Linked DNA regions of Homo sapiens: region 1 is linked to region 2. A link is a loop called in an ENCODE intact Hi-C map of the cell type or tissue named here. Cell type or tissue: PC-3. All regions are shown on one strand. Each heading gives the region's core, and the rest is flanking DNA. Links, peaks and the distances in the headings are about the cores only.

The links. A loop is a pair of places that touch in the nucleus more often than their neighbours do. Peaks named below come from ENCODE experiments on the same cell type or tissue, not always from the same donor. Only the 100,000 strongest peaks of a DNase experiment are listed, where the experiment ranks them.
Region 1: it touches region 2 in a loop (5-fold over the local background); 7 of 110 quality-filtered maps call a loop at or near these places.

Annotation. Positions count from the first base shown.
Region 1 is chr14:51,815,658-51,833,341 of GRCh38, forward strand. LOC101927598 (a long non-coding RNA gene) reads left to right here. Exons shown (of 8, transcript XR_002957605.2): 4 at 1-1,379; 5 at 2,392-2,625; 6 at 3,176-4,467; 7 at 6,647-6,726; 8 at 9,328-9,362. It also overlaps a transcript of GNG2 not described here. Among named protein-coding and RNA genes, the nearest start is that of GNG2, 36 kb to the right of the region's middle. RefSeq lists an enhancer at 346-847. In PC-3, for the core only: no CTCF peak of the experiment used is centred there; a DNase peak (open chromatin) is centred at 8,244.
Region 2 is chr14:51,868,034-51,882,653 of GRCh38, forward strand. It overlaps GNG2 (G protein subunit gamma 2), which reads left to right. Exons shown (of 4, transcript NM_053064.5): 2 at 9,584-9,624. Among named protein-coding and RNA genes, the nearest start is that of GNG2, 15 kb to the left of the region's middle. In PC-3, for the core only: no CTCF peak of the experiment used is centred there; a DNase peak (open chromatin) is centred at 5,328; H3K4me3 peaks cover 602 bases; H3K27ac peaks cover 2,287 bases.

The DNA.
Region 1 (17,684 bases), core at 3,920-11,919, 50 kb before region 2:
ATGTTGGACTCTGGACATTCACAGAAGATGAACACATCTCACAAAAGGTGAAAATGTTTAAATCACCTGGGATAAAGAACATTCAGGGTTGAAAGAATACATGTTTGGTTATAATACTGCTTATTAAGCAAGTAGAAAATTAGAGTAAATATCAGCCCTTTAAGAAGACAGATCTTCCAGAGAGCCTTAAAGGCAAGGTGGGCATTTGATGGTTTTATCTGGGAACATGCACTCCAGGTTCACCGTGAGCAGGTGAGAGACATGGCTACACCTCTGAAATGCTGCAAGTTCATTTTTGAAGGATTTGTCATAGTAAAACAGAAAAAGTTCCCTTATCCCCCTTACAGGGCGTGACAAGGGGAGTGGCTCCCTTCTTCCGCGCCCTGCAGCCTAAACCCCTAGGGAGAGCATGCAGTCGGGCAGGTAGTAGGGAGCGTGGGCTCCAACCCCACCGCAGCGTCTAGGGTTGAGTGTTTACAGTTTTCGAAGCCCCGGTGAGCGTGTGTTGCAGCGTGCTTTTTCAGCTTAGCCATCCGCAGGCGGCTTGTATTAATCAGCTCAATTAGACCCTCTGCCTTATCGCAAGGACAGAGGGCTTTTTGTATCCTGGGGTTCTTGCCTAGTGTACTGGAAAAATCTGATCATACATGGGCTTGGAGAATGAGTGCAAGGTTTTATTGAGTGGTGGAAGTAGCTCTTAGCAGATGGATGGGAAGCCGGAAGAGGGATGGAGTGGGAAGGGGTCTTCCCCTGGAGTCAGGCCGCTCAGTGGCTGGGCTTGCTTCTGACTGCCCTCTGCCAAATTTCCCTCAGCGTCTGCGTGGTTCCACCGTCGATGGCCTGCTAGTGTTTTTCTGCGAGTGTGTTCCTCTCGACGCCCAGCTGCTTGTACATGTGCCCACTAGGGTCTCTCGGGTTTCTATGGGCATGGGATGGCGGGGGGTTGTGGCGGGCCAGGGTGGTCTTGGAAAATGCAACTTTTGGGCGTGAAAACAGGAATGCCTGTCCTCACTTAGGTCCGTGGGCACAGGCCTGAGGGTGGAGCCCTGGCCAGGGACCCCATCCTTCTCTACCCAGCACCTCCCTGCCCCCTCCCGTATCAATAGCAATGATGAAGGACTCACGCAGCCATCTTTTCAGGAGCATGTGACAGCCTGCATGACCGGAGCCAATGGTGAATGTTTAAATTCTGGGTCCCGAAGCAATATCTTGGGAAGGGCCTTCCTCTGTCCCACAGCTTCTAAAAATGTTCTGTGCTTATAGTATTGGCTCAGTTTTGTGGATGTGTTTCTGGGATTATTCAGTGACCTCAGACAGGCTGCTCCAAGTCTCCCTGGACCACCTGCGTAGTTCAGCCATATTCTACAGTGAGCACTTAGGTAAGAAAAAGAGGACAATTTATTGGATATAACTGGGGAGGGAGGACAGAAGAAGAGATAGAAATGGTACTTAGCCATTTCTAAGACAATGGGTTAAGCCACTTGCTGAGCCCCCCCTCCCCCTCCCCCCGGCCACGGCCTTATCCATTAAACACATAGTTTTGAGTCCTTTTTACAGCTAAATAAAACCGCCACATCTCATTGGGACAAAGTTATTCAGAGACACAGAAACAATGGCTCCTGCCAACCACAGACCATGCACAGCATGCACAGGGGTCTTTACCTTTATAGTCCCAGAAGGGACTGGGAGAGGGTTGGAGGGCATGGAGGATATCAGCCTATGAAATACCAACTGCAGCAGCCCCAGCTCCTATTATGAAACAATCCACTGTTCTCTCTTCCTCAAGTCTTATCGGAAGCAAGAATATTATTTTTCATTGGCTCATTTACCCTAAGGTCCCATGAGAGGGAAGATAATCTGTGATTATTGGCTTGATCTCTGTACCCTACTTAGGGACACAAGTTTAATAAATCAGAGCATTTTTCTAGTTGGGTCAGATTGGCCAGGGTAAAATGAACATTTGCTTCAGGACACATTTTAGGCTAAACCATTCTCTGTATCTTCGTTTTCTGTAAATATACTTTCAGGGGTGAGTAACAAAAACTTCAACTTGAACTGGATTAAAAAATAAAGAATTTGGCAGGGTGTGGTGGCTCATGCTTGTAATCCCAGCACTTTGGGAGGCCGAGGTGGGAGGACTGCTTGAGCCTAGGAGTTCGGGACCAGCCTGGGCAACATAGGGAGACCACCATCCCTGCAAAAAATTGAAAAATTATCTGTGTGTGGTGGTGCACATCTGTGATCCCAGCTACTTGGGAGGCTGAGGTGGGAGTTTCGGCTGAGCCCAAGAGGTTGACGCTGCAGTAAGCCGTGATCATACTACTGCACTCCAGGCAGAGTAAGACCCTGTCTCAAAAAGAAGTAAATAAAAATAAATTTACATTGTTGCAGAACAGGACATGCAGGGGCTACACAGGCATCAAGGCTGGCTGATTCCACAGAGCAAGAATGTCAACAAGGATCCAGCTTATTTTTGCCTCTTCACCCCACCATCTTTTATGTCAGCCTCGTCCTCAGGGAAGTAGGATGCAACAGTTCCAGCTGGACACGACAATACTCACAGGAAGACGAAAGAGACTCTTATTGCTGCTGTATCGTGGGAACCTTGTCCCCGATGCCCATCAGGTTTCACCCTCCCTCCATGCTTCATTGGTTCCTTAATTGGATACTGGCAAGGAAAATGAAATTAAATTACCCTTGGCCATCAATGCCACCCCCAAGCTAGAGATGGGGTCAGTGTCACCTGAGGCACCTAGCTGAGTGAAGAAGGCATGGAGTGCTGAACAAATTGGGGTTCTTCTAGTGTGGAAGTCAGGGGAGTGGATGCTGGCTGGGTAGCTTACATTTAGTTGCAGGAAACAGAAAACCTGACTTACAAGTGGCTTAAGCCAAAAAATTATTTCTCTCTCATAATATAAATTATTGCCCTAGCTCGCTGCTGGCACAGATTCAGTGGCTTGATGATGTCATGGTCAGCAACGTGGTGAGGCTCTTGACCTTTCCCTCATGCTTGTGACCTTGTGGTTCCAAGGTGGGCTTCAAGTTCATACATCATGTCTGGATTCAAAGCAGGAAAAAGGGGAAAAGGGGTATGGGCTGTATACAACGCTACGTAAAATGTGCTGGAATCTGAGGGGCATATGCAAAAGTAGATTTAATTTCTCTTCCTTACAAGGGTCAACTATTTACATGGGAAGGAAAAACATACCCCGCAACTACAACCTGATGTCAGTACCAAGAGCAGTATGCAAACGACTATTACGGGCGCTCAGAAGCATCACAATGGAAGGGAAGTTGCAGCTGCCTATACCCACACCCACATCTTGTCTACCTGCCTGCTGCGTCACAGCCTGGCTGCATTACTGGGCTCACTTCAGTTCCAAGAAAGCTTCCAGAAATCATGGCAGGCACACCTGCAGTGAGCAGATCTGTGTCTACTTGTCCTTTAAGTGGACACCACTTTTCTGTTCAGAGCACAGATCAATGTGTCAGACAGAGCTCTTGGATGACAATATTGTCCTGGCAGGGATCCAGAGCGGCTGGGGATAGAGAATATTAAATGGGTCTGGTGCAGAACAGTTGAGGTGTGACTGGATGTGACAGAGGACAGCACCTCTTTGACAATGACATTATGTGAGTTTGGGTGGGCTCTCAGCTCAGGTTTCAGATGGCCAGGCATCTGTTGCTGGCCGCCATTCTGTTGACATTTTACATTTTGTGACCATAAATTAACTTTGGAAGAAGTTGATAGACAAGTAGGTCATTATTTGGGTGTTCCTGTGTTTCTCATAACATTTTAAATTCAGTCAGGGCAGAAAATATATATGTCTTTCCTTTATACCATTACCCTAATCCCTGGCACATGGTGGGTTTCCTCTTGACTTTAGTGGAACGTGCCTGGACCTTAACAATCCCAACACCCCACCTTCCCCGCAACCCTGTCTTCTTCCCCATCTCTCCAGCTGGCTTCCTGCCTTGTTTTCTCCTCACATAGATTTAACAGATGCTCTGAGCCCCGCAGTGCACTTCAGTTCTATTCTCTGCACTCGCCATGGCACTTGGCACCATTAACTGCAGCTCTCTCTGCCTTGACATCTGCACCCCACTCTCCCCTGTGTGTTTTTTCTTTGGGGGTTTCTTATCAGGCGCCTCTTCTTTAAATGCTTGTTTTCCTTTGAGCCCTGTCCAAAGCTCTAGGTTCCATTTTCCACTTTCTACGTTCTATCTGGTCCTTCATTCAAATTTACAGCTCACATCTCTGCTTTTGCCTCTAGCCCAGATCTCTCTCTCTCTCTCTCTCTCTCTCTCTCTCTCTGTCTTTCAAACCTTACACAACTTGAGACATCTTCACTCACATATCCTGCAGGTACACCGAACTCAACATGGTCAATACAGGAGACAGTCTCTCACCCCAAAATGGAATTTCTCTCTTTTTAAAGGAAACCAGCATTCATAAGCCAGAAGCCAGTGAGTCATCCCAGAATCCCCCATGTATAGATTGCATGTGTCAGTCATACTGCAATTATTATTATCATTAGTTATTATTATTAGTTTGAGACAGGGTCTTGCTCTGTTGGCCAGGCTGGAATGCAGTGACACAATCATTGCAGCCACCAACTTCTAGCCTCAAGCAATCCTCCTGCCTTAGCTTCCCAAAGTGCCGGGGTTACAGGCAGGAGCCACTGTGCCTGGTCTACGCTTATTTTGAATCCTGCTTTTCTGCTAAGAATATCCTAATTTTTTTATATTGTTAAATATTTATTGTATTATTATGAAAAATGTTTTTGTTCCTTCTTAAACAACAGATGGCTATGGATGGGAGATAATTTGATAAATACAGAAAGCATAAAGAGTAAATAACAATTATAATCCCACTCCTCAGAAGTACCGTTATTAATATTTTACAAGTTTATTATACTCTCTAAAATGCATTTTCCATAACTGAACTACATTTTATACTGCTGCAGATTCCTTCAGGCATTATGAAATTAGAAACATTTTCTTGTGCAATTTAAAATATTTCCCAAATAACTTGTAATAATTGCATAAAACTCCATTTTATGGTTATTCCATAGTTTATTCAACTACTCCTCAAACGTTGGACTTTCAGGCTGTTTCCAATTTGTTACAAGTTGTTGCAAATAACATCCTTATGTATACATGTCTGTGTTTCATAATGTAAATTTCTGGTAGTGGAATTAATCTGTCAAATTATGTGAATATTTAAAAGACATTTGATATATATTGTCAAAATAGATGGATGCCTTCCAGAAAGTTTTTATCAGTTTGTCCTCCCACCGCATAGAAGAAGGTATTTCTCACTGAACTCTCTCCCCCAACACTAGGAAGTTACTATCCGACTTACAAATCTTTAAAAAAAAAATCCCATCTGACCATTGCTTTAATTTTTGTTTTTCACTTAAAATGTGATTGAAGACTTCAGCATTTTTAAATTGTCATTTATAAATTGGCTTTATATAATAAATTATTTATGCCCTTTGGGATATTACTTTTTATAGAACTGTTAAGCATTTTCCATAATGATTTATATAAGTTCTCAATATTGGAACATTAACTTTTATTAATATTTTTCGCAAATGTTTTCTTAGCTTAGTGTTTACTCTTTAATTTTCTTAATGATTATTTTTATATATAGGAGATTTTAATGGTTATGTAGTCAACCCAATATTTTCCTTTATGGTTTCTTCTATTGATTTTAACCTTAGAAAGTGCCTCTCTATCCATAAATCTCTTCTATTGATTTTAACCTTAGAAAAGGCCTCTCCATCCATAAATCAAATATTTAGCTACCTTTCCTTCTACTATTTTTATGTTTTGTTGTACTTTTACATTTAAAGCTTTTATCCACTTGAGTTTATTTTGGCATGCCATGTGAAAAAAAGATCTAACTTGATTTTTTTTTCCTGAGAGTTGAGCAGTTGGGTGAGCATCATTTTTATAACATTATAATATCTTGCATTGAATTGCATTTCAAGACAAGATTGCTAAAAGGAAGCCAGAATAATGTTTCTGATGAAGTAAACCTTATAATGTAATTTAGAACGTGAGTGAAGGCTATGGCATCCCAGGAGGTGGGGAGAGGGTGGGCCAAGTATGAGTTAGGCCTTGGTGGCAGGAATGAGTTATATTTCTGGAAATATCTTTGGTGGGTGCAGGTACAAATAGAAAAAGCAGGAGTGAGGTTATGGAATCTCTCAGGCCCAGGAGCATTCACACATATGAAAGACTGATTTACCAATGCCTAGATATGATGTTGCCACTTACATTTCTTTGGAGGTCTATAAATACAATGAGATGGGAATGAGAGAGAGCAGATGGGGAAGATGTGATTTTAATTTGCATCATTTCATACCCAGACCTCAATCCTGACCCTGTGTTAAACAATGACTCATTTCTCTGCAAATTGCTAAATGTTTTAAAGAATATAAAAACTTTTTATAAATGGAATGCAAGTTTGTCTGCAAAATCCTAGGCTGCCTTATTAATGTGTGCAGTTCATAAGTTTACTCAAAAGTTGGGGTGACTTTTCAATAGGAGAGGAATCACTAATGAGGCCATTTCCTTCACCACGGGTGTAGACCAAGAGTGTCAGGACATGTGACGTTTGTCTGCCTTTGGTTAACAGATCTGGATTTTGTCTGGAAACTCAAGTATAAGACCTAGCACCACTTGCCAAGGACCTCTGCTTTGCTTTGGTAGGCCAAGGTAAGCTACCGTATGCACGGTCCTGGGAAATTTACCTTGTTCCCTTTTTAGTTATAACATAATGACTTTATTTCTCATAATATCAGCATTGCCATGCATAACCGAGGGCATACAAGAAAAAAAGAAAAGAGAGAGGGAGACGGAATATATTGCAGCTGCACACACACACACATACACACACACACACACACACACACACCTTGGCTCAGCTTTACTGATGAGATCTTGACTTAGAAATGAAACAATCTTGTAATTCATGCAATTTATGAAACAGACCAAAAAGCATCACTAAATAAGTAGTTGTCACAGAAACATAACAAATCCTTAAGTTACCCAGCCACAGCCTATGTGGCTACACAGCCTATACAAACAACCAAGATTTTTCTCCAAAAAAACAGTAGAATATTCAAGCTGGTAGCAACTCAAACCATATTGTAGTGCAACTCCTTTGTGTTACATTTTGAGGTTTTCAACTTGATTTTACAACGTTTTCTTATCATTTACTAGTTGTTTCCTAATGACTATTTCTCAGCTTGCTTTTCCAGCCAGGTTACAAATTCCTTGAGCACAGAGCCTGTGTCACCTCCTCACGCCCACAAGCCTGGCTCATTGCCTTGCACATGAGAGATGCTCGTGCAGAGGATGGTGTTGGTGCTGCACACGCACCTTTCAGTACAATCCCTGACAAGAAAATACTGCAACTGCATTCATTCTGGGTTGTCTGATGACCCTTAAGGATGAATGAGGCAAGCTTGAATTATAATAACATATATGCTGGCAAAATGAACTGGCACCAGGCAAAAAATGAGTTAGCTGCCTTGTTTTTCAAGAATGTTGTTTTGATTTGTGGCTTGTCCAGGTCCCTGGCTTTTCTCACCTTGGGAAGAAGTGAGAACAGAGAAATGCAGACTTCTCAATCTGGGTGTTAAAGCCAGTTTCTTGTAGCAGTCTGGTCAAGCACAGTTTGACCACTGGCATGAACTACTCAAAGCCCCCAAGAGCCTCTTCTCTCAGAGTGTTGTCTTTACCCATGTTTTTAAAATAGTGATTACAAATGGAAATTTTGTTCACTGGCGATTTAAAGAACTGTGAGCTGTTAACTTTTTAAAATAGTTTTTATTGAGGTATAAATAAAATAATCCAGCTTTAGAGCATTTCTGTCACCTCAAAATGTATCCTCACGCCTGTGTGTAGTAAATCCTGGCTCCCACCCCCAGCCCTGGGCAAACGCTGACCTGTTTCTGTCTCTACAAATTGCCTTTCCTGAACACTTCATGTAAGTGGAATCATACATACGATATGCTGTTTTGTATATCTGGCCTCCTTCACGTAGCACAATGTTTTTGACCTTCACCTCTGTTGTAGTCTGAATCCGTAGTTTTTTCATTTCAATTGTTGAATATTATTCTGCTGTATGGATTTACCATATTTTGTTGGTCAATTCTCCAGCTGATGGATATTTGGAAAGTTTCCAGTTTGGTCTATGATGAATCATCCTCCCATGAACATTCACATCTGTGTCTTTATGTTGTACAGGTGTTTTTTTTCTCTTGTAAAAATTCCTGGGAGTGGAATTGCTGGGTCATACAATAAGTTTGTTTAACTTTTTAAGAAACCACCAGGCCGGGTGCAGTGGGTCACGCCTGTAATCCTAGCACTTTGGGAGGCCGAGGCAGGCAGATCACGAGGTCAGGAGTTCAAGACCAGCCTGGCCAATATGGTGAAACCCCGTCTCTGCTAAAAATACAAAAAGCCAGGTGTGGTGGTGCACACCTGTAGTCCCAGCTGCTTGGGAGACTGAGGCAGAAGAATCACTTGAACCCAGGAGGCGGAGGTTACAGTGAGCCGAGATCTTGCCATTGCACTCCAGCCTGGGTGACAGAGCAAAACTCTGTCTCAAAAAAAAAAAAAAAGAAAAAAAGACAAAAAAAATAAGAAACCACCAAACTGTTTTTCAAAGAAGCTGTATCATTTTACATTCCTACCAGCAATGCACAAAGCATCCAATTCCTCCACATCCTCATCAACATGTGGTATTGTCTGTCTTTTTGATTATAGCCATTCTACTGGGTGTAGAATGGCATCTCATCGTGGTTTTTGTTTGCATTATCCTAATGACTGATGATATTGAACATATTTTCATGCTTTTACTTCCATTCCTATATCTTTTTTGATGAAATGTCTGTTCATATCTCTTGCCCACTTAAAAAAGGTTTTTTTTAAATTATTGAGTTGTAAGAGTTCTTTATATATTCTGAATACAAGTTCTGTATCAGATTATGATTTGAAAATGTTTTCTCTCAGTCTATGGTCCATCCTTTCATTTTCTTAATGGTGTCCTTTGAAGCACAAAAGTCTTTTAACTTTGATAAGGTCCAATTTATTATTTCTTTTATGCATCATGCTTTTGATACTGTTTCTATATTATGTCAAAATAAGAAATTTTATATAAATACAATATTTAATATTATAATATGTATAATATATAATTTTATATGAATATATTTACTATTAAATATACTATGAGGAAAATTAATACCTAAGCTACCTCAATTATTCCTCCTGACATACTTTGTATTTTGTTTTTGTTTTTTGAGACAGGGTCTGGCTCTGTTACCCAGGCTGGATTGCAGTGGTGCAATCTCGGCTCCTGTAACCTTCACCTCCTGTAACCTTCACCTCCTGGGCTCAACCCATCCTCTGGCCTCAGCCTCCTGAGGAACTGGGACTTACAGGTGTGCCACCACACACAGCAATTTTTTTTTTTTTTGTATTTTTGGTAGAGATGGGGTTTCATCATGTTGGTCAGGCTGGTCTCTAACTCCTGGGCTCAAGTGATCTGCCCATCTCAGCCTCCCAAAGTGCTGGGATTATAGGCGTGAGCCACCGCACCAAGCCCTACTTTGTATTTTGAATAGAAGCAACAGCAGTGATGGGATTCGTACTCCAAACCTCAGCGTCACACAACATTCCCATGCAGCAAATCTGCACATGTATCCTCTGTATCTAAAATAAAAGTTGAAATGTTTTTAAAAAGAAGCAATGGTAGCACTCTGTTTTAAACTAATGTTAATGTTCTCAAAGCCACAGTGGAAGAAATCCACTACATATCACCTAGAACTGGAGATCTAATCTGACAGGTGGGCCACAGTACTAATAATGTGAGCACAATTCCTATACAAAATTTTATTAAACTGTATTAGTTGAGCAGACAAAACTACACAGACACTCTTCTCTCTGCCTTGTTCCTTCTTGTACTCTGTTTCCTGTTTGTGTTTTTGTCATTTTCCTTTATGTGTGTATGTGTGATTTTCTTTCCTGCCTTTGCTGGAGCTGTCACCATGTGGATGGGAGACCCTCAAATCCCCAGACAACTGGTTTCCCAAAGGGTTGCTGGATTTGTTGCTTTTTCATTGTTCTGACAAGAGCTATGTGCCTGCCTTTGTTGAGTGGTAAATACGTGTTGGAAGCAAAAGCATCACTAATATAATGCTTTATGCTACTGAGGCAACTTTCTCATTAGTGCCTAGCATACTGAGCAAAGAAGCTGGGTTCCAGAAATAAATAGAAGTGAGCTGTTGACAGCATGAGCAGAGTCCCCTTTTTACATGGCAAGAAAGAGAGAGAGAAAGATCTTAATTCTGAATACCAAATTAAAAAGCCTTTAAAAGAGGCATCTGGAAGGATTTACTCCTCCTTCTGAATCAGCCATCAGTGGGCAGCAAGAACTGAGAAATGATGCTGTCATGTATATGAGAGGGTGATAGGAAAAGGGGGAGAGTTAGAGTCTAGTGAGGCTGAGGGTTGCAGGAGAGCATGCAGAGCCAGCAAGAGCGGATGGCTGAAGGTACTGTGGCCCTTCCTATCTGTGGGTTCCCAGACAGGGATCAAAAATATATATTAAATAAATAAATGACAACAATTTTAAAAATACAAATTTTGAAAAGAAAATATAACAACTATTTACATAAGATTTACTTTGCATTAGGTATTATAAGTAATCTAGAGATTATTTAAAGTCGTTGGAGGATGTGCATAGATTATATGCAAATTTTAAGTCAGTTTCCATCAGGGACTTGAGCATCTGCAGATTTTGGTATTGGTGGTTGGGAGGCAGGGGTGGTCTCCAGAACCAATACCCCACCTCGTGAGTATTGAGAACAACTGTATACATGCCATTAATCATGCTGAGTGCAGTGATGTGGGTGGCGGAATGGAGGCATTGACCTGAAACAGGAACACCTCATTCTCTGAGATGAAGGGATAAGAGGGAAGCAAGGGTGTGGCTACAGATAAACTAGTTATTTGGATGGAGTAAAATATAGAAAGAAATCACACTTGATGGGACCAACGTTACTTGCTGAAGTAGGAGATGAGGTCAGCTGAAGAGTTCAAAAGGGTGAATTAGAATGGTGAAGTTTTGGAATTATCAGTGAAGGAGAGAAAAGAGAAACCAAGGATAAGTTAAAAGACCCATAAATAAGCACAGCTGGGATTAGGCACAGAATGAGATGGCTATGAGGTTTTCTCCAGCCATGCTTGATGTCTAGCACTTAGGAGCAATGAGAAGATAAGTTGACACAGATCCGAGGTTTCCTGGGGGAAGGAGCGAGGCTGACACAAGGTGAGAGGTGTAGTTCAGGTAATTCACCACACCCTTCAAGGTGGGCAGGTAAGGAAGGGAGGCTAGACGGTGACAGCAGCAGTTCCCAAACTTACCTGTATGTAGAATAATCTGGGGATCTTTTAAAAGTTCCAAAGCCCAAGCCACATCCCAGGTGAATTAAATCACAATCCCTAGGAGAAGGGCACGGGCACAGATGTCAATACTCTTTAAAGCCTTCCAGGTAATTCTAACATGAAGACAAGTTTGAAAAATATTGGGCACATACACTAGAACAGTGCTTCTCGAAGTGTAGTCCTCAAACTGGCAGTATCAATATCACCTGGGAACTTGTTAGAATTGCAAACTCTTGAGCTCTACTCCAGGCTTATCAAACCAGAAATTCTGGGAGCAGGGATTCCGCAATCTGCCTTAACAAGCCTTCCAGGTGATCCTGATACCTGCTAAAGTTGGACAATCACTGAATTAGGAGGAAAAGAAGAAATCCTGGTCCCGGTGATCCCTCTGAGAACAGATGTAGTGAGAAAGCTAGGAGTGGTATTTTTTGATGTCATACAGTTCCAGACTATAACTAGCTCAGCTTTGAGACTTGAGGTCAAATAATTAAAGCTGTGATTAGTGTGTTGGATGTTCATCCACGTATATGTTTACATATCCCAGAATTACACGCAGTGGAAAAGCAGCACCGTGGAGCTGGGTGATTCCTGAGCCCAACCTGTGCCTCTGGTCTAGGGGCATGCAGGGGAAATTGCAACCTCCAATGGAAAGAGAAGCAAGAGATGGTGTACCTTCAGGCAAAGGTAGGCTTCAACAAATGGTGATGGAAGGATACTGCAAAGAGGAAAACGTTGAAGTGTTTATTCTCTGAGGGAATGGTGGAAAGAGTAAAGAGCTTGGAGAGAGAGTCTGAGAGTGGGAGGACTCAGGAGGGAGCATAAAGCTGCGGAAGATGAGAGAATAACCCAGGATAGATGTTTGGGTTGTAGACGGTTGGGGGAAGGCAAGCACCATATGCCTTGGGGGCAGTGGCCATGGATTCTCGGGATGAGAGGCCTCGGTAGAACTGACTAGCTTCCTCAACATGAGTTATTTGGTGCCACTGTGGCTGATTGTGCAGACAGTCCTGCCATCATCCCCAGGGGAGCTGAGTCACTGTGTGGTGAAAGCCACAGTCTCCGGCAAGGCTGCTTTGTGCTGGGCAGGGAAGCTGCAGGGACTGGGGAAGCCACCTCAAGGTGAACAGGAGGTGGCAGAGCCTGGTCTGCGGTGAGCGCTTTCACACAGTAGGGAAGTTTTCCTACTTGCCTGAGCTCCGGATTGTTTCCCCCAGCAGGGAGCTGTGCCTGCCTGAAAATGGTTCCAGGGCACAATTGTTATCATAAAGGAAAGCAGGACCAGAAGAACCTTGACAACTTTTTGATATTGCTTATCCTAGCTCTGACTGATAAGGGGGCAGGAGGAAAAAAGGAGGGAAGGAATAAATCAAGGAGATAATCACAAAACAACAAGGAGATAATCACAAAAGCAGAAGAAAACATGTTGTTTTCACTGGGCTGTGGTTGGCTTATGATATCTGTCTGACTCACGGCCACACTGAGGATTCTGGAATGCATTCTACCCAGGTATGAAGTAGGCATCCTAACGGCCACAAGATGTAGCTTAGTTTACAGACCCATCAAGCTGCTTGGGTTGGTCTAAGGCTGGACTGTGAAGCTGGTGAAATTTGTTTCTGACTCTGCTATTTTCAGGCCTCTTCTCCTCCCCAGAAACCCTTCTCCTTGGTTTCTCCTGCCCCTATAGCCCTGCCCTCACCCTTCAGGAACACCCCAGGGGCTCAGGGCTGGGGACGGCAGAGGCTTAGCCCCACTACCTCCCCGCTGCCTGGCAGTTTGATGTGCAGACGTGACAGGCCCTCTGTCTCAAGATATTAGCTCTCTTCCACCATCACACTCCCCAAACCCTCTTGTCACCATTCTTGGGAATGCCAAGGTCCACAGTGATGATACTTTGATTCTTTGTTGCTCAGGAATGATAGTCACAATATTTAACAAGTGAGCAAAGGCACTGATAGGTAGAACAGACACCAGCTGTGAACACCTCAGTAAGGCAGCAAGGCACATGCTGGCCAAATAGCTGCATCCTCCTATCCACCTAGCCTTTCAGTCCTCCAGTGACCTGGTCCTCCTGTGCCTCAGCTGTCCACTCCCAGGTGTATAGCCTAGACTTGTTACCATCCACAGCAGCACCTTCTCAGTCATCATCTGCTGGCTTTCCAGCTTATCTCCCCAACTCCCAAAAGTTCTTTAAATTCAACAGTGCTTGGACACACCTGCAAGCTATTGATCATACCACCTTTTCACTATCTGTTACAAGGCCCCCAAACACTTACTCCCTCCTTACCTAGCTCAGATTCCAGAGCTCATCATCATTATGTCCTCATCTTACTTGTCTTTCTTTTGCTCCAGGGTACTCACGTGTCAACCCCCATCCTGGCTAAACCCAACTCATCTCCTACTACAGACCTGCATTTGCATAACTGCTATTTCCTACCATCCTTATAAATAAAAACCCTATCTTGATCCCATATTGCCCTCCACTGACCCATTCCCTTGCTCTCTTTTAGAGTAAATCCCTTAAAAAGAAGTATCAATCTACACTGTCCCCAATTCCTTCCCTGTCATTCTCCATTAAACTCACTCCTGTCAGGATTTCACCTCCACCACTCCAATTCTGCTCTCATCAAGACCACCAGAGACATCCACTGCTAAACCTAATGTTCAGTTCTCAGTGTTTATCATATTTGACCTATGCTCCTAGTTGATCACTCCCTACTTCTTCTTTTTTTTTTTTTTTGAGACAGAGTCTCACTCTGTCACCCAGGTTGGAATGCAGTGGCACGATCTCAGCTCCCTGCAACTTCCGCCTCCTGGGTTCAAAGGATTCTTCTACCTCAGCCTCCCTAGTAGCTGGGACAACAGGCGTGCACCACCATGCCTGGCTAATTTTTGTATTTTTAGTAAAGATGGGGTTTCACCATATTGGCCAGGCTGGTCTTGAATTCCTGACCTCGTGATCCGCCCACCTCAGCTTCCCAAAGTGTTGGGATAACAGGCGTGGGCCACCATGCCCAGCTCACTCCCTACTTCTTGAAGTGCTTGATTCTTTTGACTTCCAGGATTCCTAACTCTCCTGGGTTTCCTTCTCTACGATTAGCCATTCCTTTGTAGTTTTTTTCTGGTTCTTTTTCATCTTACTGATTTCAAAATACTGGAGTGCCTCAGAACTCAGTCTTTGGACCTCTTCTCTATCCATACCCCCTTATTGAGCTCATCTCCTCTCATGGCTTTTAGTACCATCTTTGTCCTCATAACTCCCAAGATTATATTTCTAGCAAAGACTCCTCACCTGGACTCCAGTCTCAAATGCCAATTGCCTATTGGACATCTCCACTGGATGGTTCATATTTATCACGTCCAGAGTGGAGCTCCTGATCTTACCTTCAATCTGCTTCTCCTGCATGTCTCCTGGCTCAGCAAATAAAAATGCTCTATATCCTTCTAATTAAGCCAAAAAGCAGAGTCAATTCATGTCTTCTTTTCACTTGCAGACTCTACATTGAATCCATAGCAAACTTTGTTGGCTCAACTTTCAATATGTATTCAGCCGCTAACCACTTCTCATTACCACTTCGACTGTGGTCCAAGCTGCCAATGTTTTTGACCTGAATTACTGAGATAGCTTCTTAATAAGCCTCCTTGCTTTCATCATTGTCCCCATTCCAGTCAACTCTCGTTACTGCAGCAAAAGTGCACCTTTTCTAACATGAGATTATGTAGTTGCTCCTCTAAAGTCCTCCAAAAGTTGTCCATTTCACTCAAAATTTCAGTTCAAAAGCTAAATAGTTAAAATGGCTGACAAGACCTGACAGCACGAGCTGTTTCTCCACCCTATTTGTCTCCAACCTTCTGTCCTGCCTCTCTCTCCTTTGCTCATGCCACATGATGGCCTCCTTGCTAACCCACAAATGCACCAGGCATGCTCCAGCCTCAAGTCCTTTGTATACTTGCCATGTTCTCTAACTGAAATGCTCCTCCTCCAGATCTCTGCTTTGCTAGTTCCCCAACTCCAAAAATTATTTAACTCCAACAGTTTTAATGTCACATTCCCAGAGGCCCCTGCGTTTAATATTACTATAAACCTCCTCCTCCTTTGTGTTAGCACATTCTAGCCTCCTTCCCTTTAAAAACATTTTTTGCCAACATCTAATTATTATCTAACATACTGTATTTGTTTGTTTATTACATGTCTCCCCCAGTAGTATATAATCTGCAGGAGGATGGGACAGGAATTATTGCCTGTATAGATCACTGCATAGTCCCCAGTACTTAGAACAATGTCTGGCACATGTACTGTGCTCAATACATATTTTTCACATGAAAGGATGATATAAATGAAAAGGACAGCAAGGGGGACAGCCTTGATCCATAAAATCTAGACTGTCGGTATCAGAAACCACAAGCAATAGGGAGAACTATGGTAATAAAAAGGGGTCATGAAAGAGCTATATGTTTGAGCAACCAATTCTGAGAGAAGGAAGGGAAAAGCTCATTTCTTTGTAGTAGTTAGAAATTATCTGGCACTTTTTCCTTCTCATCTCATGGTCTGTAAGGAAGTGGACTTCAAAACAAAACACACTTGATATCACTAGAGAAGCTCTACTATAACTGAATTACTTCATGACCAATGCCAGCATAGTGTTATTTTGAAAAATAAATCGCAGTCTAACATTTAAAAAGTAATATAAAATTTTTGATGAAGTCTCATAAAGTGATACCAAAGTGAAATACATTATAAAATATGCAGCATAATTCCTAAAGATTCTCTTCTCACTGTCAAAAGTATTATTTTCAAAATTTAAAAAGAGAATTCCTATACAAATACATAGTGAACATGTATCAAAGTTTTATTTTAACTCATTAAAATGATGGGGAGGCTGGGCTGGCAGCTTATACCTGTAATCCAAGCACTTTAAGAGGCCAAGGTGGGAGGATCGCTTGAGCCCAGGAGTACGAGACCAGCTTGGACAACATGGCGAGACCCTGTCTGTACAAAAAATACAAAAATTAGTCGGGCATGGTGGCACACACATATGGTTTCAGCTACTCAGGGAGCTGTAGTGGGAGGATCACTTGACCCCAGGAGTTCAAGGCTGCAGTAAGCCATGATTGTGCCACTGACACTCCAGCCTAGCCAACAGTGAGACCCTGTTACAGGGAGAAAAAAAAAAAAGAAAAGAAAAAGATGGCAAAGCTATTTCAAATGATGATAAGAGAATTTAATGTGTGTATATATATAGTCAGTGAAAGCAAAAATAAATGGAGAAATATGATTGCTAATTAGATACAAAACTATTACAGGGCAATAAACTGCTATCTTTGGGGTTATCTTTTCTACTTTAGAAATAATTTGCATCACTATAGAGCAAAAATTATTCTCTCTCAGTGTCTTAGCTGGGCTTCCATAACAAAATATCATAGACTGGGTTGTTTAAACAACAGAAATTTATTCTCTCACAGTTCTGAAGGTTGAGAGGTCCAAGATCAAGGTGCTAGCATGATCAGTTTCCATTGAGGGTTCTCTTTCTGGATTTTGGATGGCTGCCTTCTCCCTGTGTCCTCACAAGGCAGGCAGGGAAACCAAGCTCTCTAGTGTCTCTTCTTATAAGGGCACTAATTCCATTATAAGGGCCTCACCCTCATGACCTCATGTAAATTTAATTACCTCTGAAAGATTCCATCTCCAGTTACCATCACATTGAAGATGAGGGCTTCAATATACAAATTAAGGGGTTTTAGACACAGAGCATAGCAATAGGCAAAAATGGTCTAAAAAATACCTGTTAGTAAGTCAGAGAATTTTACACACTTCTGAATTCAGATGACTCTTAGGCCTACTAGACAAGGTCTTCGCAACAAGGAAGGTACACAATCATCTATTTTGCCTTTCAGAGATTGGAAAAATTTTCTCAACCTTACAACTCATTTCTCTATAGATCCAGTCAAGATTAAAGCTTATGGGGCCTGAAGCTTATACAATTTGTCAGGGGCAGGGGATGGGGGAGGCAGGTGCTCTGAAAAGAAGAAAGATAGATAATGAATATGTAAACACATTATTCAGGTCTGAGGGACTTGGAGGGAGTCAGTACCAGTGAGAATTTCATGGAAAATCTACCTCCGGTACCTCTTCATAGCAATTTTCACACCACCCCCAAATCTGTCTTCTAAACATTCTATGAAAATCTTCATCTTTAATGGGCTCTTTCCTTTTTCAACTT
Region 2 (14,620 bases), core at 1,183-9,182:
TTTTTGATGCAGAGTGGGCTAGACATAGTACTTGTCCTCTAAGAGCTCACAAACTCATGGGGAAAACAGACAAATACAGAAATATAATTACAATAGAATTAATCGATGTGTTCAAAGTCCTAATGTCTGCAATGTGCCATGTGCTCGTCAAGATGCCAGGGAGACTAGGATGAACAAAACTGGTCGGTTGTTTTCTTGAAACTTACATTCGAGTATTGAGAGAGACTCAGTAAACACATAAACCAGTGGTTTTTAGGTCTAACTGCACATTAGAAATCACTGAGAGGGTAGTTTGAAAAAAATATCATGTCCCAACCTCACCTCAGAGTAATTAAATCAGAATCAACCAGGATTGGAACCATTGACAGAAATGACTTACAATAAAAGAAAATGTCAAGTAGTAGTGAGTGCTTTGATGGATTGAAGTAGAAACAGGGTGAATGGTGGGACTGTGCCTATGCTGGCAGGGGTAATTGGGAGATTACTTTGTTGAGTAATCCCTGAAGGCCTCTCTGAAGAGGTGACATTTGAGTTGAGACCAAAATGATGCTGAGGATTCAGCCATGTAAAGATATTGGGGCGAAGGGGGCTTGTGGAGAAGGTTTTGAGCAGAAGGTGCAGGTGCCTTTCTGAAATAAGAATGAGGTGAGATTTCAGAGGAAATGTGTCCTTCTTCACATACATGTTCTGTAATCTACAAACTATGTCTTTTTCCCTACAGAAAGCAGCTTTTCGATAAACTTTGTAGACTCCAAATGCAGAACACTTGGCTGCTGTGTTGATTACTTGATCTGGGTTGGATTTTATTTAGTTCAAATTGATTTACACAGTCAGGAAGACTACTCTGTTTGATTACATTTTTTTCTCTACACTGCAATCAGCACTACACTACTTGTCTGAATTAAATACCATTCTTATTGTTTAAAATAACCTTAGGTACTTGATATTATCTTTATTTGAATAAAGAGGAGAAAGCAATGACTTCTGCCCTTATTCCTGTTTTGGGGAACCAGGGAAAGCCTCCTAGAGGAGTCATTCAGACCACACAGAGTAAAGAAAGCACTAACTAATTTGAATAAGTGAAGACTAACATATGTCAAGAATTAAGTTGAGAATGAACATTTGTTAGGCATTCAGTTTGTGCTGGATACTTTAGCTAGTTTTAAAAATAACCCTACGAAATAAGGACAATATTTTTCTATCAGGATATTTCTGGCTGCTGATAAAGGAATGTCCTACTAAAATGGCGTAAGCAATAGGAAATTGATCGCAAGACCTCTGATAGGAGGGTAGCTTCAGAGTTACTTATGTGGTAGCTGGATAATGTCCTTAGCAACCTGGATTCTTCCCTTCCTCCCACTGTGACACCTTCAGCAGGTTGATTTCCCCTCACTGTGTGGACATGGCGTCTACAATTTTGGAATTATAGGCATATTTCAATACGTAGAGGCATATCAAGGTGCAGCAGATTTCTTATGTGGCTCTTTCTGGTTTGTTGAAACAGGGCCTCGGTCTGTCACCCAGGCTGGGGTGCAGTGGCATGATCATGACTCATTGCAGCCTCAGCCTGCAGGTGGGAGGCTGATCCTTTCACCTCAGCCTCCTGAGTAGCTGGGACCACAAGTGTGTGCCACCATGCCCAGCTAATTTTTGTATTTGAGTAAAGATGGGGTTTCACCGTGTTACCCAGACTGGTCTTGAACTCCTGAGCACAATAGATCCACCCACCTCGGCCTCCCAAAGTGCTGGGATTACAGGCCTGAGCTACCTTGCCCTGCCGCGGCTCTTTTTAAAGTCACAGAAAATCTGTGTCCAGTGGAATTTCCACTCACAACTCACATGCTATATGTATGAGTAAGTAGGCAGACAGAACCACTGTGATTGGCTAATTTAAGAGTTTCCTCCCGAGGCCATGGAGCAGCCCAGGCTCGCTGAAGAACAAAGTCATCAGACCCCAGCAAAAGGGTCTGGTTCTATTAGCAAGGAAGAGGGGGTTAGTGGGTAGGCAGTCAATAGAGTTGGCCACTATTATTATTCCCATTTTATAAGTGAAGATATCCAGACTAAAAAGGTTAAATAACTGAGCAATATCATACAACATTGAATTGAACAAAGTTTCCATGCATTTCCCTTTGAGAAAAACACGAACAAAAGCCTTGTTTTTGGCTATATAACAAACCTGCACGTGTACCCCTGAACCTAAAAGAAAATATTAAGAAAAAAAAAACAACTTGTTTTTGTTGTTAGCAATGATCTAGGTAGGCCAGAGGAAGAATCCTGGCGAAAAACACAGACTGGAGAAAGCTAGGCAAAGTAAAGAATAACCTTCTAAACAAAATATTCCAGAAGGAAATACATCAGGTCCTATAAAGCAATAAGAATGGCATTTAATTTAGACAACCAGCCCTGCATTTCTGCATTGTAAAATATATATATAATTAAATTGCATTTTCCTGACTGGTCATTTAAATCAATTTGGTCTATATAAAAATCTACCCTGGGCCAAGTAATGAGCTAGAGACGCCAAGCATTCTGTGTATAGTATCTGTCAGACTTAAATGAAAACCTTGTTTTCTCTAGAGAGGTAGGTATTTTGTTGATTACAGTACCTGTAAAGAAGAATGGATCATCTCTGGAATTTCTGATTATGAGTTATTTAGAAAATAGTTTCCACTTTCCAGCTCCGGAGGCAGCATATACAGTTCCATTACTGTCGCATTCTCTTTATGGTTGCTGCTTCCTACTTTGGCATTATATTTCAGAGGCTATGCACATGAGGCAGCAATAGTGAAAAAGGGAAATTTCAGTGGAATTGCTGTTATTACAGTGTTTTGACTACTTGTCTCTAAGGTGTATTTCTGTGCATGTTCATCATAACAGACTAAGCATTAATGGTAGGAGTACTTTTTAAAATAAATGATGGAGTGCTTCCTACTCTTAGATTTGCATTTTTAAACAGGAAAGTAAGTTAATTCTAGACTTTGCCAACAGAGCTCTGTTTAAGGAGAGTATTTATCTGATCTATGTTAGAACCATATAAGAAAAATTGTGAAAAAATTTAAACCGAAACCCTCACTTTCATTTTAAAGGCTTTATTTGGGAGAATTAAATTGGTCCTTTGCCGTTTTTTTAAACCTCATGAATGACGGTTGTGTTTAGGGAACATTGCTGTGTATAGGCATTAAGGCATTTCATTGACATTTTTATTTTTTCTTTGGAAAAAAGTTGATATTAAACAGTTCTATGTCTTTTAAAATTAAAATAAGAAAAATTTAAGTAGAGGTGAAAATTCCTAGGCAAAAAAAAAAAGGTCCAACTAGTCTTTTCTTATTCATCTTAAAATAATCATAAAATACTGAAGTGTAGAAAAGTAACATTCAAAGATAACATGTAGGAGAGTGTAGCAGTTAAAGGACATTGGTTTAGAGTCAGAATTACTTGGGCAAATTGCTTAAGCTTTCTATGCCTCAGTTTCTTCATCTATAATGGGAAATAAGATAATATCTACTTCACAAAACTGACAGGAGAAAAATACATAATAAATGTGAAATGTTTATTTAGCAAGGTGCCTGAATTGTAGTGTAATTATTCAAAATAAATATATTATTAGTATAACTTATTGTTATCACAAATCTGCAGTAGAGTATCTTTTATTCTATCCAAGGGATTTGCACCAAATTCTGCAGAAGTGATTGTTATGGCCCAACATTAATCATAGGTGCTCAGACCTTGGAATAAGGCATCCCCTAAGGAAGCCTATTATTGTCGGATGTCGTTTTGACTTCATGAAGTAATAGTCTGGGTTTGTGCTGTTTGTTCAGGAATCCATGTGCTTAGCCATCAATATCTCCAGTTTTCCTTTCCAGCTCAGGATAGGCTTCCACTTCCCAGTCTGCTTTGGTTAGGTGTGGCCACATGCCTTGCCTTGGCCAGTGAAGTGAACAGAAGTGAGGTGCATCACTTCCTGGAAGAAGCCATAAGAACCGGCAGGTGAGTGCAGTGGTTGAAGGATAGAAGTGTTCTCTGCACTCTTAAGCCTGGGTCATACTGTCAAGACAACACAAAGAGCATCTCTGCTAAACCGCAGTGGACATGGAGAGAAAGTGAGAGATAAGCTTTGCTCAAATAAGCCAGAGAGTTTTTGAGTTGTTGCCACAGTATAACCTAGCCTATATGGATTGAAACTCTCTGGTTTTCCCTTCAAACTCTAGAGAAAAAATATATTCTTGGTTACAGTGCAGTAGCTATTTGGATACAATAATTTTAAATGACTATTTTGTGTGTGTGTGTGTGTGTGTGTGTAATGTATTATATGTTAGCATCGAGGGATTTAAGCGAAATAGATTTATATAAATTCCACTTACATTTCTTTTAAAATAGGGTTTATTTCCACTTCACACAGAAGAAATCAACATATCAAAATTACTAGCATATATATGTTTTATTTTTTGTTGTTGTTTGAGGGAGTCCACTGTGATGCCGATGTTAGGACTCTGAACTGCAGGCCTGGTATAATCATTAGGTAATGTTCCCTCTCACTGACAGCCTTACCCAGAATGGTGCCTTGTGAAGCAAAGGAGCTTCCTAAGAGAAGATAACGCGCTGAGCCATGCCCATGGCCTTTGCCTCCCATGAGAAAATAGTCTTCCCTAAGCCCTATTGTGATGTTCCAGTTATAAACAATGGTGCTTAGTACATAGAAGGTCTAAAATGATATTTATTGAATAGATGAGTGGAAGCAGTGCACTGTTCTCCAAATGTCTGGACTCTTTCATGTTTGCATTTTAAAAATAGATGCTGTTGTTTTGTAGATTTGTTTAAAAACATCTTGGTATTAAGACTGACATCTATTCTTTTATAACACTTTACATGTGGTCATGTACCCACAGATTTAGGCTGTTTTATTTTATAGTTTTCACTACAGTTTATTTCACCTGATTATTTCATTTGGGTCTCTAAAATCACATTATGAAATACCTTAATTATTTAAATTAGGAACAGATTAATTATCTCCAGTGTACAAACTCAAATTAATTTCATTATAAACCTGAAGTTTAAATTGATTAATCTTGGAGTGTTTAAGGAATAAAATGGGTTTTTCTTCATCCTTAAGGAGAAAGGCATATTTGATTTGATGAGTCTCTCTTCATCACACCAGTTATGATACTAGGCACAAGATATTTGCAAGAAAACTTCAGATGGATTTTATAAACCAGCCAGAAACCTGTGTGTCTGGGGCTTCTGGGGGAACAATCTGTGAGTCATTTTAAAAAACAAACACACTCATAATCACGGTGCATGTTGTTACCATGGTAATTAGGCCTGTTGAGTTGGCTTGCTTATGTTCCTGCAAAAGCAAGAGGGGGAGAGAAACTGAGAATTCAGAGCTTTGACTATTAGCTTCAATTTGCCTACTGCAGGAGAGAGTGAAGGGGTTTCTCAAGAATGCACTGGCACAGTCATTCTGAGAGGGAAGTGAAGAAACCCTGGCATCCTGCCTTTGTTATTGAATATAGGTTAGCCATATTAGTGTTGGATATTGTGGTTCACAAGGGAGAAAAGGATCATTTGGCATTCTCTTGGGAAAAAGGGGAAAAATAGTTTCTTTCTCTGATATATGACTTCATGTAAGTCTCTAAGGTCAACCTTGTGGAGTGTCTTGTGTGCCTATGCACAAGGTTTTAATGATCCTCTAAAAGGCACCAAATGCTGCTGATGAACATTATTGCAGGTTTAAATGATCTCAGCATATTATTCTAATCTGGTTAGAGGCTAGTTTTAATGAGGCCATTGTTTCAGATCTGATTCCCAAGTAAGCAAGATATCTTTTCTCTGTTTTATGGACTAGGTACGACTCCTTTATCTTGGACAGTCATCTTGTAATGCAGGCCTGTGGGATACAAAGGAGACCAGGGAGGTTATGTGAGCTCTGCCAAATCTATTACTACTCCAGGGGAAAATAAAACCAAATTCTTGGGCTAGTGGAATTACTGTAGGAGAAATCCAGTATGATTCCATGTGAAGAACCAATAGCACCCTTAAATTAAAGGTATGAGTGTACACACAAATCTGTTTTTAAGACTGTTTCTAAATTCACTTTAAGAAGCCTGGGGCCAGGCACAGTGGCTCACGCCTGTAATCCCAGCACTTTGGAAGGCTGAGGTGGGGCGGATCACGAGGTCAGGAGATCAAGACCATCCTGGCTAACGGTGAAACCCCTTCTCTACTAAAAATACAAAAAATTAGCCGGGCGTGGTGGTGGGCGCCTGTACTCCCAGCTACTTGGGAAGCTGAGGCAGGAGAATGGCGTGAACCCGTGAGGAGGAGGTTGCAGTTAGCCAAGATTGTGCCACTGCACTCCAGCCTGGGTGACAGAGCGAGACTCTGTCTCAAAAAAAAAAAAAAAAAACAGTCTGGCTGGGTGTATTTGGCTTACGCCTGTAATCTCAGCACTTTAGGAGGTTGAGGCAGAAGGATTGCTTGACCCCTGAGTTTGAGACCAGCTTGGGCAACGTAGAGACACCCTGTCTCTACAGAAAATAAAAAAAATTAGCTGGGCGTTGTGGTGCACACCTGTGGTCCCAGCTACTACTTGGGAGGCTGATGCAGGAGGATTGCTTGAGCCCAGGAAATTGAGGCTGCAGTGAGCCACGTTCACACCACTGCATTCTAGCGTGGGTGACAGAGCAAGACTCTGTCTCAAAAAAAAAAAAGTCGGGTATCCTCTGAAATGAATAATTATAATGCATTGACTAAAGTTTTACTGCTTAGAATATGCCTCAATCAGATTTTAAAGCAGAACTTTTTAAACTATAGATTTCGTTTTTCCTCTCATATGTGGAAAGAAGATACATGTTTCCCAAACTTTATTCTATATTTAATTTTCTTAACATTAGTAAACAAAACTTAACTTAGTTTTTTTCTGATCATCAAAGTAATTCATACTGATTATTGAAAAATGTGGAAATTATTGAAAATTTGAAAGAAAAAATAAAAATGGCTCCATCTGTTAATTAAATTGTTAGTTGAACTGCATGTAACAGTGGCCTGATTTCACAGTGGCTAACATAAGTTAGAAGTTACTTCTTTTTAATGTAACAATCCGGACGTGGATGGCCCAGGACTGGTAAGGTAGCTGTGCTCCACAAGATCATGCAGGGAGCCAGGCTCCTTCTATCCTGTTTTTCTATCATTCCTATGAGGTTTCTCTTGCTTTCATTGTCTAAGGTGGCTTGTCACAAAGGCTCTGCTATAACCGGCAGGATGGAAGAAGTTGGAAGGGGAGGCCCTGACCCAGAAGTTACACATACCACTTTTGATGCTGTACCATTGAATTTTGTCACATGACTGCATACCTAGCAGCAAGGGAGGTTGGGGAAAGTAGCTATTATTGATATGTAGGTGCTTAGCTTAGAATTCTATTAAAACCATGGAAGAAGACGAGAGCAGATGTTGGGGTATATCTAGCAATTTCTGCCACTTTTGTTATTCTGTTGAACAGAGGAAATATATTGTTTAGATTTTGATGTATTTTCTTCCAGTCTTTATGTATCAGAAAGATACTATGTATAATTATACTAGAAAATGTGTTATATAATACAACTTATATTATGTATATAATACATGTTAGTGCATATATATTAGAAAAATATATTAAGACATAGAAAATATATATTAGAAAAAACATATGTAAATATGTATATTAGAAAATTGTTGAGTTCACACTATATATAATATTTTATATTTTTTACTTTAAAATTTAAATGACAATGCATTTTACATTCTTTTTACTTTATAATAAAATAACCTTATTTTAAGTTACTTTTTAAAGTAACAATATTTATTAATTTTAAAATAAAGTTAAGTAAAAAGAGAATATAAAATGCATTTTTTCATCATTTAAACATTTTTTTCTTTTTTCCGAGACAGACTCTCACTCTGTCACCCAGGCTAGAGTACAGTAGCATGATTATGGCTCACTATAGCCTCACTCTCCTGGGCTCAAGCTATCCTCCCACCTCAGCCTTCCAAGTAGATGGGACCACAGGTGTGCATCACCATGCCTGGCTAACTTTTGACTTTTATTGTAGAGAATATGTCTCGCTCTGTTGCCCAGGCTGGTCTCAAACTCCTGGACACAAGTGTTCCTCCCTCCTTGGCTTCCCAAAGTGCTGGGATTACAGACATGAGCCACTGCACCTGGCCCGTTTAAATTTCTTGTATTCATTGTTTTAAAATTTTATCATGTGGAGTTTCTGTTTTACTTAATAGGTTGAATTATTGATATTTAGGCTATTTCTTAACACCTTGATAATTCTTCTTTGTCCACATTGTGGGTTTGTTTTGGTTAAAGTCATGGAGTGGCATCACTAAAACAATGACTGAGAACATATTTGGGTCCCTTGATAAACAGGACCAGACGGCTTTCCAGAGTAGTTGTGCCAGCTTCCACTATCACCAATAACAAATGAGTGCCGGGCCCAGAACCCCCTTGAACAGGCTTATTTTGCCTGTCCCACCTAGTCTTTGTTACCCAAGGGTTCATTCTCCGAAAATAAGTTGTTTTTAGCCCTTGGCTTTTTTTTTTCTTTTTGCTGTCATTAATCATGAGATAATGGTTTTCTAATAACTTTAGCCCATTTAAAAACATATGGCCCCTATGGTAGTCTGGGAATATAATTGGTTGGGTTGAGATTGTAGCACACAGGCCAGTCTCAAGTAATGTGAGGCCTCTGGAGACACTGATGTTCGTTTGGCCCTAGAACCCCTTGCGAATTTGAGTTCCACCCTCATTCATACTATTCTAGATGTGAGATATCTCTTTGTTCTCAGACACTGCAAAATAGGAATGGGAAAGTGTTCCTTGAGGCTTTAGCAATTCCCTTTGAGCTGAGTGCTCTAAAGCTTTTCAGGAATAAAGAAGCTCATCTACACAGGAACTTTCTCCCGTAGGAACCACACTCGGCACTGGACAAACGTAGGCCACTCTGCCTGATAGCCACAGAGGTCATTAGTGGCTAAGGGCATAGGTGTCTTCTACTTCTAAACAGCCTATAGAAGCTGTGGGTGCCAAAGATACTCTTATAACCACCAACGTGTCCTCCACCCTCCTAAAGGGCCAGATACACACAAACTGTATGCACTCAAACTCTGTCCCTAATACCTGGAGCAAGAGTGTGTTGGTCTCTGCTGCTTTGGTCATGCTCGGAGCAAATTAGATTAGGTCAGGAGGAAAGATTGTTCTTATTCATTCCATCGGTATACAGCCTCTCCCACCAAGGACTCTGCTTCCTCTAGGTTCCTAAGTGGCCTTTGTGTTTTCATGTTTTCTTGCATGCTAGGAGATTTCACAAAGAAAGGGACTCCAATTTCACAAATCTATTTCTTAAAAGAAAGAGAGTTAATAAAAGTTCATTTCTAGGCTCTGAAATGTAAACCTGTGAGACCTCCTGCCCTTATAACTATATTGCCATTACCACCCACCCCCGTTTCAGAAACTTCATTCATTCTACTTATCCAGCTCTTGTGTATCATGTTATTTTTCCTTTTAAAAAATTCGTTTTTCTCTCTGCTTTCTCAACAGCCAGATCTGCCAGTGAGCCTCAGGCTTTAGGAACTGAAGAGGTAAGAATTCCAAAATATTTTCTTCTAGAATCTTGAATTTAACCAGAACTTAAAGAGGAAAAAAAATGTTAAGTGGTCTATAGATGAAAGCATGTGATGTTTTATTGAAAGAAACAGTCATAGAGTCCTTATCAATATTGACATGACTTCAGAATTTAAAGAAAAAATGGCTGTCTTTAATGATAGTTAAAATTGATTTTCATCCAGAATTTTTTCATTTTCTTCTAAAAACCTGAGTTGGAGAGCCTTTGAGGCTGCTGTCTTAACAGAATGTATCCTCACGGCACAAACATGATTAATAGGTGGCAGACATTGAGGGCATACCCTGTGCAAGATAAAGCCTCAGATGAGGCTGATTAGGTCAGGGAAAGGTAAACCCTGTTCTTAACAGATGGTTGTAAACATTGTAAGGGCTTTTCCAGCAGCAGCAGCAGCAACAACAACAACAAGAGGTCAATCTAATGCTATTGGGGTTTCATCTTGAAGAAGCTTACTTAGCTTTTGGAACTAGCTATAGCATTTGAATCTTGTTCTAGACTTGAAAGATAACCATAATCCTAGACAGGTGATAACGTGTTTGCCCACTCCAAGATACACAGTTTTCTCTAGTCAATGACTTAGATTCCCCTCCCCCACCATTTTAAAATGTAACTTCATTATGAAAAATGCCAAGTGTGTACCAAAGTAGAGAGAATAATATAATGAACGCCTACATCCCCATCACCCAATTTCAATGGTTGTCAACTCGTGGCTGGGATTGTTTCATTTCTACCTCTACCTACTTCTCTTCTTTCCCCATTGGATTATGGGTGCTTGCTGAATTGTTGGGCTTTTAATTGTTTATTTACATAACTGTTTAGGGGATACAGCAAATGCTAAAAAAAAATAAAACCTACTCATAACCTGACTTGCTTTACTGGAGCTAGTCATCCATCCATTTACGCATTCAGCAGGTATTTATTTCATGTTTACTAGGTATCAGTCCTTCCTTAGGATAAGAGGATCGATTTTCCTCAACTCATATTTATAAGGTCTGCAAATTTGGACTTTGGATATCTCCAAATGAGGTGATCTGTCAGAGATGTACTGACCTATACATGTATAGCTTTTGCTGCCCTATAGTCAAGTTCTTTTGAATTTAAGTACCTAATGTCTTTCAGGTGAGGGCTGAGACATCCCATATTCTATCAAATGTTACTAATAATGACTCTTTTATAAGCATCTGATGTTCTTTGAGTTGATTTCTGTCATGCTAATAAGTATGCTTAAATTTTTCAAATCAATCCAAGCAGAGTTTGTCAATGGGGTTTGCTGGCACGTCCAATGGGACAATTCTTCATTATCATCTTTGGTATCCCTGTCCTTGGTTCACAAAAGGCTGTGGCATCTTCCAGTCATTGTGACATCCAGAGCACTCTAGGGAGACGTTGTGAACATTGTGAACTACCGTGTCTTTGCACACAAATTTAAAGAGGTTATTTGGCATATTCCACTCATCTAAAAGCATTTTTCCTTCATACAAAATCAGTGGTTTCAGTTATGCTCAGTAGTTCCTTATGTAAGTAGTCTCTGTGCTAACAAACGCAAGAAGCTAAACAAAGTAGACAAGTAAAAGGAAGTATTGTTCTGTACTGTCAGGGGGATTTTGAGTATATTTGGTCTAGGGCTAAATTTAGTTTTCAAAGTATATACATGGAAAAAAATTAAACATGAGGTAATGGTCAAATATTGAGGTTAGAAGCAAAATACCAGCAAGGCATTATTGAACAGCAACTGTGATTAAAGGTGTATTAGTTTTCTATGGCTGCTGTAACAAATTATTACAAACCTAGTGGCTTAGAACAACACAAATGTATTATCTTACCATTCTATAGGTTAGGTTCTATAGGGATTTCACTGGGCTAAAAGCAAAATATCAACAAGACTGTGTTCCTTTCTGAAGGCTCTCTGGGTTGGATTTATTTCCTTGCCTTTTACAGCTTCTAGAGCTTCCTCCATCTTCAAAGCCAGTAGCATTGCCTCTCCATGCGTCTTTCTACCATAGTCCCATCTTCTTAATTTTTAGCCAGGAAAGGTTCTCTGATTTTTTAAGTATCTGTGTGATAAGATTGAACATACCTGGATAAGCCAGGCTAATCTCCTCATCACCAGGGCCTCCATTTAATCACATCTTTGAAGTCTCTTTATCTGTAAGGTTATGTATTTACAGGTTCCTGGGATTAGGACTGAACATATTTGGGGCCTATTATTCTGCCTACTACAAAGTCAAAGAGACTAATCCTTCAGAAAGGTAGAAATGCTTCAGGTAGCAGACCATCTAATGTCTAATTATATAGGATTAAAACATTAAGGTTTCCAACTTTGATGAAGCCAATTCTCATCTTGACTCTACAGTTCTCATTTTGTAGGTCCAGGTACTGAAGACTTTTGGTTTTCTTGAAGTGTCTGGCATTGGATCAAGGGGACTGGTTGAAGTCCAATGGCTCCTTTCTTGCCCAGACTTTTGGGTACTATAGGTATGGCCCCTAGAGAGTATGCTGCTTTTGTCATTTCTCCAACTCTGGAGGGTTTGCCTACAGTGTACAGATTACAAGGTCTTGAACAGAACCAAAGAAATGTGAGGTTTTTATTTTATGCTGTTATGTCTGGCTGTTATTTTATGTATTATTTATTAGGCTTTAAAATGTGGAAATTGGAGGAAAAAATAACATAATAATACAGAACCTCACTAGAGTGGTATTTATTATAGCCAATTTCTAGGTATGGTATAATTTCCTCCATACATTAAGTTATCCCCACAAAGTAAGAAACCATTTCTTGCCGGGTGTATGAAATAGATCACTGGGTTATTTTTTAAAAATCATCTTTTGAGTAGAATATGGCTGGAAATTTATGGTGAAGATTTAAAAATTTTCAGCTTTTTTTTGTTGTAGCAAGTCCTCTTAAAATCCACTTTTAGACACTTCAGCAATACAGACCTGAAGTCCAAACCTAGAGCTAGCAGCAGGGCAACAAACTGCCCTTATTTGCCAAGACAGGGCTTTCCTGGGACATAAGACTATCGGTGCTAAAACTGGGAGAATCCGGGGCAAATCAGGACAGTTGGTCACTCCAGATGTCTAACAAAATGACTCTTAATAGAAAGTAGCTGTCACATTGATGCATTGTTAAAATATAAATTTTGAGTGAACCAAATAATGACCATATCCCATAATATTTGGGTTGAAAATGGGGGTTAATCCAACTCTTGGAAAATCTGTAGCCATATATGCATGTTTGTTCAGACCAGCTTAAAAAGACAAAAAAAAAGAAAAAAAAAAAAAAAAAAAAACCCTGAGATTCAGAACTGAGAAGCAGCAGCCACGTTTATAGTCACAAGCCCTAGCTGCCCTTTCAGTTCTCCTGTGTTACCAGCAGGCTCCTGCACTTTGCCTCTGATGATGGAAGCTTTAATAACTTTGTTACTGAGGTGACCACAGGACCTCGCTGAATCTTTTTCAGCAGTCAGCCTGCATGGAAGTTATAAAATCCAAGTTTGCCAATGCAGCACAGAGCTCTCTTAGCTTTAATCTTGCCTTTCATAGAGCAAAATCGAACTTTTCCCCCCTAAGAGACAGCACAGACTGTTCAAGAAGAGGTAAATATTAGGAAGACTATCTGGAATGCCCAGTGGGAGGGGATTGGAGTGGATCATGTCTTGGAGTCTCATTTGGTTCTAAGAACATGGCGCTTCCTGACTCCCAGCGGTGGAGCATGAGCCACTTACCCCCATGTAAAGTTGCTACATCTGGGTAAAGACGCTTGCTGGGCCTTTCCCCACTACTTCTGCAGTACTCTGCCAGCATCATCCGTAGCAAAACCACACTGAGAAATCAGGGAAGCTGAAGGTCCTGGGGCCTCATCCCTTACATTTCTGTGGCTTTTATTTTGAGAATTTTATTCTCTAAATCATTAGGACTAAGCAAAGAGAGCTGTAATTGTACTTGAAAGAACAATAAATTAGCTTCCCTAGAATAGGCATTTGACTTTTAGGAGCTGGAAGACTTTTTTTTTTTTTTTTTTTTTTTAACGTATTTAATAGTTTCCTGTCTTCCAAAATTTCCTACTTGGTAGATCCAAAGCATTCTATTTCAATTCTTTTTTTTTTCTTTCCAAAAAAGATTCAGCACTATCAGTCATTGAAGTAGAATCTGGCTTTCTGACAAGGATGGGGCCTGGACAGAATTGTGAATTATTTTGATTTTTTCCTCAATCTCTTTTTGGGTTTCTTCCTTCCAGGACTTTCAATCCTGGTTTCATTTTGCTAAGACTCGCCTCATTTCAGCTTCAAATCTTTACCAATTTTTGTGAATCAACAAGTTGCAGAAGAAATGAAAACACATCAAGTTCTTATGCTGTAATTTAAACTTAGGTTCTTTTATTCTTTTTCAAAGAGAAATTAGAGAGTAAATGTAAATAAGGATCAAAATAACTACTTATCTGGGTACAGGGTTTCCTTCCGGGGTGATGGAATATCTTGGAACTAGTTAGCAGTGATAGCTGCACAACACCGTGAATGTACTAAATACCATTGAATTGTACACTTTACAATGGCTGATGGTTAATTTTATATGTGAATTTTACCTCAATTTAAAACAAAATGCCGATTGAACTTCAAGAGGAAAAAAGAAAAGGACTGTTTCCTCCTACCTTCAAATTCTGGAAAAAGTGTGAATCCGTTTTAATACACTCATGTTAAATTTCTACACCAAAATTGTTATAAAATTGTTCTATTCTGTTCCATTACTGGGAACAGATATTTGGATGTCATAGTGTCTGCAAGGTAGAATTAATTAGGAAACCCTTGAAGGGTAAAAGGGGAACATCTCTGAGAGTTAAGATACTAGTTGTTTATTCTTAAGATGTGTAGTTTTTGTTACTACGTTGTAGACTGGCCTGTACTTTGCAGAGCTGGTCACAGTAAAAATTTGTTTTTAAGTTTAAAAATTTAAAATAC